Regions from separate parts of the Homo sapiens genome. Here region 2 is linked to region 1. A link is a loop called in an ENCODE intact Hi-C map of the cell type or tissue named here. Cell type or tissue: CD14-positive monocyte. All regions are shown on one strand. Links, peaks and the distances in the headings refer to the core of each region. The heading gives the core; the rest is flanking DNA. Region 1 overlaps LINC00607 (long intergenic non-protein coding RNA 607). Region 2 overlaps LINC00607 (long intergenic non-protein coding RNA 607).

Region 1 (2,922 bases), core at 228-2,727:
GAGTCAGCATCATTATCCAAATAAATATCTGCTATATTTTGTTGTTAGTAATGATAATGACCAGCTGGGGTCACTAAGGATGGGCTTAATGCATATCATCCAAATGGAAAATTTGAGAAAATTGGAAGCTTTAGAAAGAGTCCAATTGTGTGTCCCTGTTTACTTTCAAAAATAAAACTCTGCCTTATATTAAAGTCATTCTGTTTTGTTATAGTGCTCAGGGCACCAGCCTTGGGATTTACAGTCCAGTGTACTCCAAAGCATTGTTGGACCCAAGAGTGGGGTTAGAAGCCTGAACCATATACTTCTGAGGGTCTCTCAAAGCCTGCAAAGAGTAGGAGGAATGCAAGGTCCTAGCTGGTAACCTTGGGACTGATAAAGGATGCCAGAATAAAGTACCTTCTCTTGGAGATCTGGAGAGTAGGGCTTCCCCAGCAGAGCAGTGCGGGGGGTCTGCAAGCTGGAAGGGAGGAGTTCGGATGCTCTGAGCTGTGTCTCACCATGGATCTAGCACAGCCCAAAAGCTGGCCCTCACTAAGTCAATTGTGGAAACTCCCCACAGGAGGATCCTGTGGTGTGAGGTCTGAGCACACGCTGAAATGTCCATGGGGATAATGAATCGCTTTATCTAATGGGAAGCAGAAGCTTCTCTGAAAACAATTCCTGCATTTTCTATTGTGACCAGGAAGCTCAAAGCACTCCATATGTCTCAGAAGCAAATGGCACATACTGGAGTTATATTAAACTCTAGAGCAACTTCTGAAGTAAGTCTTCTCAGGCTCAGAATCTACTGTTGGGGACTGACTATGGAGAACTGTTCTCTGAATGATGAGTTAATTTCTTTCCTGAACTTCATTTACACATACAATGAGCACATATTGCAAGAGGTAATGTGCTTAGCCCCGTGAGTTAAATAGATGATTCGGCAAACTCAGGCAGGTGAGCTCAGAAAACAACTCTTGGAGCAGACTCTGTGTGTGTGTGTGTGTGTGTGTGTGTGTGTGTGTGTGTGTCTGTGTTCTAGACAGAATAGGGATGGCACCCACTGTAGGAAGAAGCAGGTACCCATTGCTTTTGAGCTTTTCCTCACTTTTACATTTGGAGGAGTTCTTGACTTTTCTTCATCCTTCTGAAATCTCAGTGCTTCTTCCAGGGTTTGTTTTCTAAGGGTATAATTTCTTGGAAGAGACAAATGTCTTTATTTCCTGAACTGCTGGGGCTTGTGACTGAATGGGAATAAGAGTATAAATCAACTATGCCAGTTGTGGGGCTGAAGACCAGGAAGTGCTTTGTAGGCATGAAGGGCTTCACCAATTTTTAGGAATAATGCATTTTTATATGAGTTTTATACGGAAAATTTGTCAATTAGTTCTAATTATGCAGCATTCTGAAATTCTCTGAGACTTAGCCAGAACTGATGGAAACTCAGTAACGAAAGACTGAAACACTATCTTATTTCTATATTTCTATGCCTCCTTCACGTCCAGATCTGTTAATGACATTCTGAGTCTATACTACTTGTCTCTGGAGGTAGTGTATCAGTTAGAAGGGCTTTCGCCTGCAAGTAACAAATGCATCTAAAAATGGCTAGAGCAAATATTGAGTTAATTTTTCTCACGTCTTCAAAAGTCTGGAGGTAGCAGTTTTCTGATTGGTTCATTAGCTCCATATTGCCAGCACTCGTGTCTCTGGGATTCTCTCGAGTTTTTCCTGATGGTTACAAGATGGCTGCTGCAGCTCCAGGCATCAGGTCCTCTATTTAAAAAAAAAAAAAAAAGTTGGTGAGTATGTTGGTTTTAATATATGGCCTCAAATTCTTTCACATACCTCTTGTCTTTAAGTGGGGTCTATGTCCTTTTCCCTCGACTCTCAGTGGGTTTGTGCCCATTTGAACCCATAGAGTATGGTAGAAGTGACACTGTGTGATTTCTGAGGCTAGATCATAAAACGACATGCAGCCTCTGGCTGGTTCTCTTGGAACACTTGCTCTCTGGACACTCCCCTTGGGATTCTTCCTTTTGGGATCCTCACTCTCAAACTCAGATGAGATATCCACAGGAAGGATAGAAAGCCTGTTAGGAGCGTGCTACAAAATGGAAGACATTTGTGGAATTTAGGAACATGAGTCAGCAACTGTGGATAATAGCTTTATATTAAAGGAGCAGCAGTACTCTGTGCCCATAAAGTGCACACAGCAAGACATCCTTGAGCTTTGTGTTTATTCTCTGACCGTACATGTTTTTTTAATCAGTTTGCAAGGCTCAGCTCCACTCCAGAGGCAGGCATTCTGCTTTCCAGAGAACAGCTGGACTTTCTCAGAGAATATGCAGACAAGTCAGGCACCCTTTTTCTTTGCCCGTAGCAATATAAGAATGCACTGGCAGACTTATTTCTTCTCACTACTAAGGATCTATTTTATAACTCCCTGCCTTCTAGAATGTCTTTCCTTGTTTTTTTTTTTTGTTTTGTTTTTTTTTCCCTGTGTTGCCAATGCCTTTCTTTTCCAATCACCTTTGAAAGACATTTTTTTTCTCCCTTGAGCATATCTCCAGTCTTTTCTCTGGCAGCTACTATTCATTATTTAACTTATTTCTGTATTTTTTTCTTCTTTTTTATTTCAACTTTGTGAAAAATATAGGGGAAAATCTTGCTCTGGTGTCCTCAGCATGTCCTGTTTTGGCTTGCTCTCAGTTTCCTAGAGACTAGCATAGTGGCTTGCACATGGTAGACACTCAAAAAATGCATTCAGTGTGAATGAATGAATGAATAAATGATGGATGGATGGATGGATGATTAAATGTTTATATGGAAAGTATGGACTCAAACTAAAATGCAGCACAGCAATTAAATCAATGACTCCATACAACAGGTCAGGAGTTTAAGTGTGATGTTGCAGCTCTTCTGTTGTGAGATCTTGTGAAT
Region 2 (2,922 bases), core at 177-2,676, 48 kb after region 1:
AACCTGTGTATCTGTGGGGTCAGTCAGGAAAAGAGTATGATAAGAATAGTGGTTTAATAAAGGGAATTTATTATTGGAAACTAGTAAAAAACAATGCGTATTAGTCTGTTCTTGCATTGCTATAAAGAATTACCTGCGACTGGGTAATTTGTAAAGAAAAGAGGTTTGATTGGCTCATGGTTCTGCAGGCTGTAGAGATAACATGACTGGAGAGGCCTCAGGAAACTTACAACCATGGCGGAAGGCAAAGGGGAAGCTGGCACGTCCTACATGCCTGGAGCAGGAGGAAGAGAGAGCAGGGAGAGGTGTTGCACACCTTTAAACAACTAGATCTCATGAGAACTCACTCACTATCATGAGAACAGCAAGGGGGAAATCCCCCCTGCCCCCCCCCCCCGCCCATGATCTAAACACCTCCCACCAGGCCCCTCCTCCAACACTGGGGATTATAATTCGACATGAAATTTGGTCAGGGACACAAATCCAAACCATATCACAATGGTATTGGAAGAGAGGAAGAAATCAAACAGGGAATGGAGGGGCAAAAGAGAGGTTAGTGGCAGCAGCAGATCAGTACCAGGAGGCATCTGGGGAGGAGATAGTATGAGCAGAGGCAGGAAACCAGGGCTTCTGGATGCAGTCAGTAACCATGGCAAAAGCTGCCTTCCGGAGCCAGGTGGGATCAGGGAGGGAGGAGCTTCTTTGCTAGACTAGAACCAGAAAAGGGAGGGAGCAAATATCCTGACTTTTCCTTTCCCCAGCCCTCCAATACGTCTCTAAGTGCTTACAATTGCCTGAACCTAACAGGAAGCCAATCGTTTCTAACTGCAATACAATTTTAGCAAAACAATACTAATTGTCACATTAAATTAATCTTGTTAATTTGAACTGTATTGGTTTGGTAGTTTTGTTTCTAATTTGTAAATTTGTTTTGGTATTACAGTTGTTTAGCATAATGAGTTTATATCTAGTTTTACATTTGTATATATTTTTAAAGTAACATTCTAATGAAAGTAATTCATCAACATTAGGGGCTCAGAAGAATATTTTTCCTCCAAAAACAGGGTATACATTACTCAAGTTTGACAATAATGACATAAAATTCTGATAGCAGGAATCACCCAGGACTTAATTGGGAGAACTGGGAAAGAGAATCTGAGGATTGCCTAAGACTTGAGTCACAGAGGGTAGGGAGTTCTCAGTTTTGCTTAGGATGACTATTTTAAAGACACACTTCAAAAAGGGAGGATGTTTACTAAAACTCCAGCTCATAGGCAGACGTTGCTTTTTTATCAGAAGTATGTAATAAAATATTTTAAGTGGGGTCAATATAAATGTTGTTAACCATGAGGCTTGCCCCCAAGTTTGATTTTCTACGTGGGTGATCTGCAATATGTTCTTTTTAAAAATGACCGGCTTTGCAGCCTTTCTGGTCACCAGCAGGAGGTATTTTTGACAGACCTGAAGGTGACCCTGGAGGCCAGACTGGGAATATCTCGCCTTTAGCCTCTAGTACAATGGGACTTGGAGAGTAAGGAAAATCAGTTGCCCCATATTGGGTGAAGCCTTGTGTTCACTGATAGAAGCATTTTGTCTAAATTCCTGTCTATCCCATATGGAAAACAAATACAAAACAGATCCTTACCCATTCCTCCAATGATTGAGATACAAATAACCTTTATATAAAGCAGAATAAGTAACTTCATTTTTAAACTCAAAATAATTATAAACTATTTGAAGTATACAGAAAATAATATAATAGCATTTTTTATATATAGCATCCAGCTTTAAAAACTATGTTTTATGATATTCATTTCAGACCTCTCCCTCTCTTTCTTAAAAAAAATTTCAGGTATAACCCAAGCTTAATGTTTATTATTGACCATTTCTTTAAAATTTAATTTTCCATTAGAATTCTTCTTTGACTCATGAATTATTTTGGAAATTAAAAATTTTCCAGAAGACTGGGATCTTTTGGGCTGTGTTTTGGGTTGATGTTGGTCAGAGAATACAGTCCATGTGATACCAGTTCTCTGATATTTCCTGAGATTTGATTTGTTGCCTAGGTAATTTTTTTACTTTTATTTGTGCTTGAAAATCAATATTTACAATCAAATGGTTGGGATAAGGTTCCATATATTTCTATTAGCTTAATCATATTCATTGCATTGTTCAAATTATCTATATGCTTATTACTTTTTTATCTCTTTGACATATCAATTTCTGAGAAAGAGATCTTAAAATATTCCACTGTGGGTGTGTATTTGTCAATTTCTCCTTGTATTTTAATTTTTGTTTTGTGTGTTTTGGAGCTATAATGTTGTGGGGGGAAAAAAGGCATAGGATTATGCTATTTTCCTGGAGAATTTTCTTTTTAATTTTAGGTAATAGCCTTTATTATTCTGCAAAATACTTAAAGTCTGTTTTATCTACTATGTATGCCAATATACAAGCTTTCATTTGTTTATAATTTGCCTGGTATTCAGATGCTCCTTGACTTACAATGGGGTTACATTCTGATGAACCCATCATAAGTTGAAAACATCATGTCAAAAATGTATTTAATACACCTAACCTAATGAACATCATTGCTTAGCCTAGCCTACCTTAAACATGCTCAGAACACTTACATTAGCCTACAGTTTAGCAAAATTATCTAATGCGAAGCCGATTTTATGGTAAAGTGTTGAATATCTCATGTAATTTATTAAATACTATACTGAAAGTGAAAAACAAAATGGTTGCATGAGTACTTGAAGTACAGTTTCTACTAAATGGAGGGCCTAATGAATATGTATTGCTTTCACACCATAGTAAAGTCAAACAATCATAAGTTGAACCATTATAACTCAGGGACCATCTATATATATATTTTTTCATTTTTTCTACCTTTCAGTGTCATTGTGTTCTAGGTGGGTCTTC

What was found. Hi-C counts contacts between places; a loop is a spot of excess contacts. Peaks named below come from ENCODE experiments on the same cell type or tissue, not always from the same donor. Only the 100,000 strongest peaks of a DNase experiment are listed, where the experiment ranks them.
Region 2: a loop joins it to region 1, with 1.8 times the contacts of the local background. A loop is called at or near these places in 5 of 110 quality-filtered maps.

The regions. Positions count from the first base shown.
Region 1 is chr2:215,783,828-215,786,749 of GRCh38, reverse strand. The region is part of intron 1 of LINC00607 (long intergenic non-protein coding RNA 607); the gene reads left to right. Among named protein-coding and RNA genes, the nearest start is that of LINC00607, 58 kb to the left of the region's middle. In CD14-positive monocyte, for the core only: no CTCF peak of the experiment used is centred there; no DNase peak of the experiment used is centred there.
Region 2 is chr2:215,735,420-215,738,341 of GRCh38, reverse strand. The region is part of intron 5 of LINC00607 (long intergenic non-protein coding RNA 607); the gene reads left to right. Among named protein-coding and RNA genes, the nearest start is that of LINC01614, 19 kb to the right of the region's middle. In CD14-positive monocyte, for the core only: CTCF peaks have their summits at 1,300 and 1,503; a DNase peak (open chromatin) is centred at 1,181; H3K27ac peaks cover 686 bases.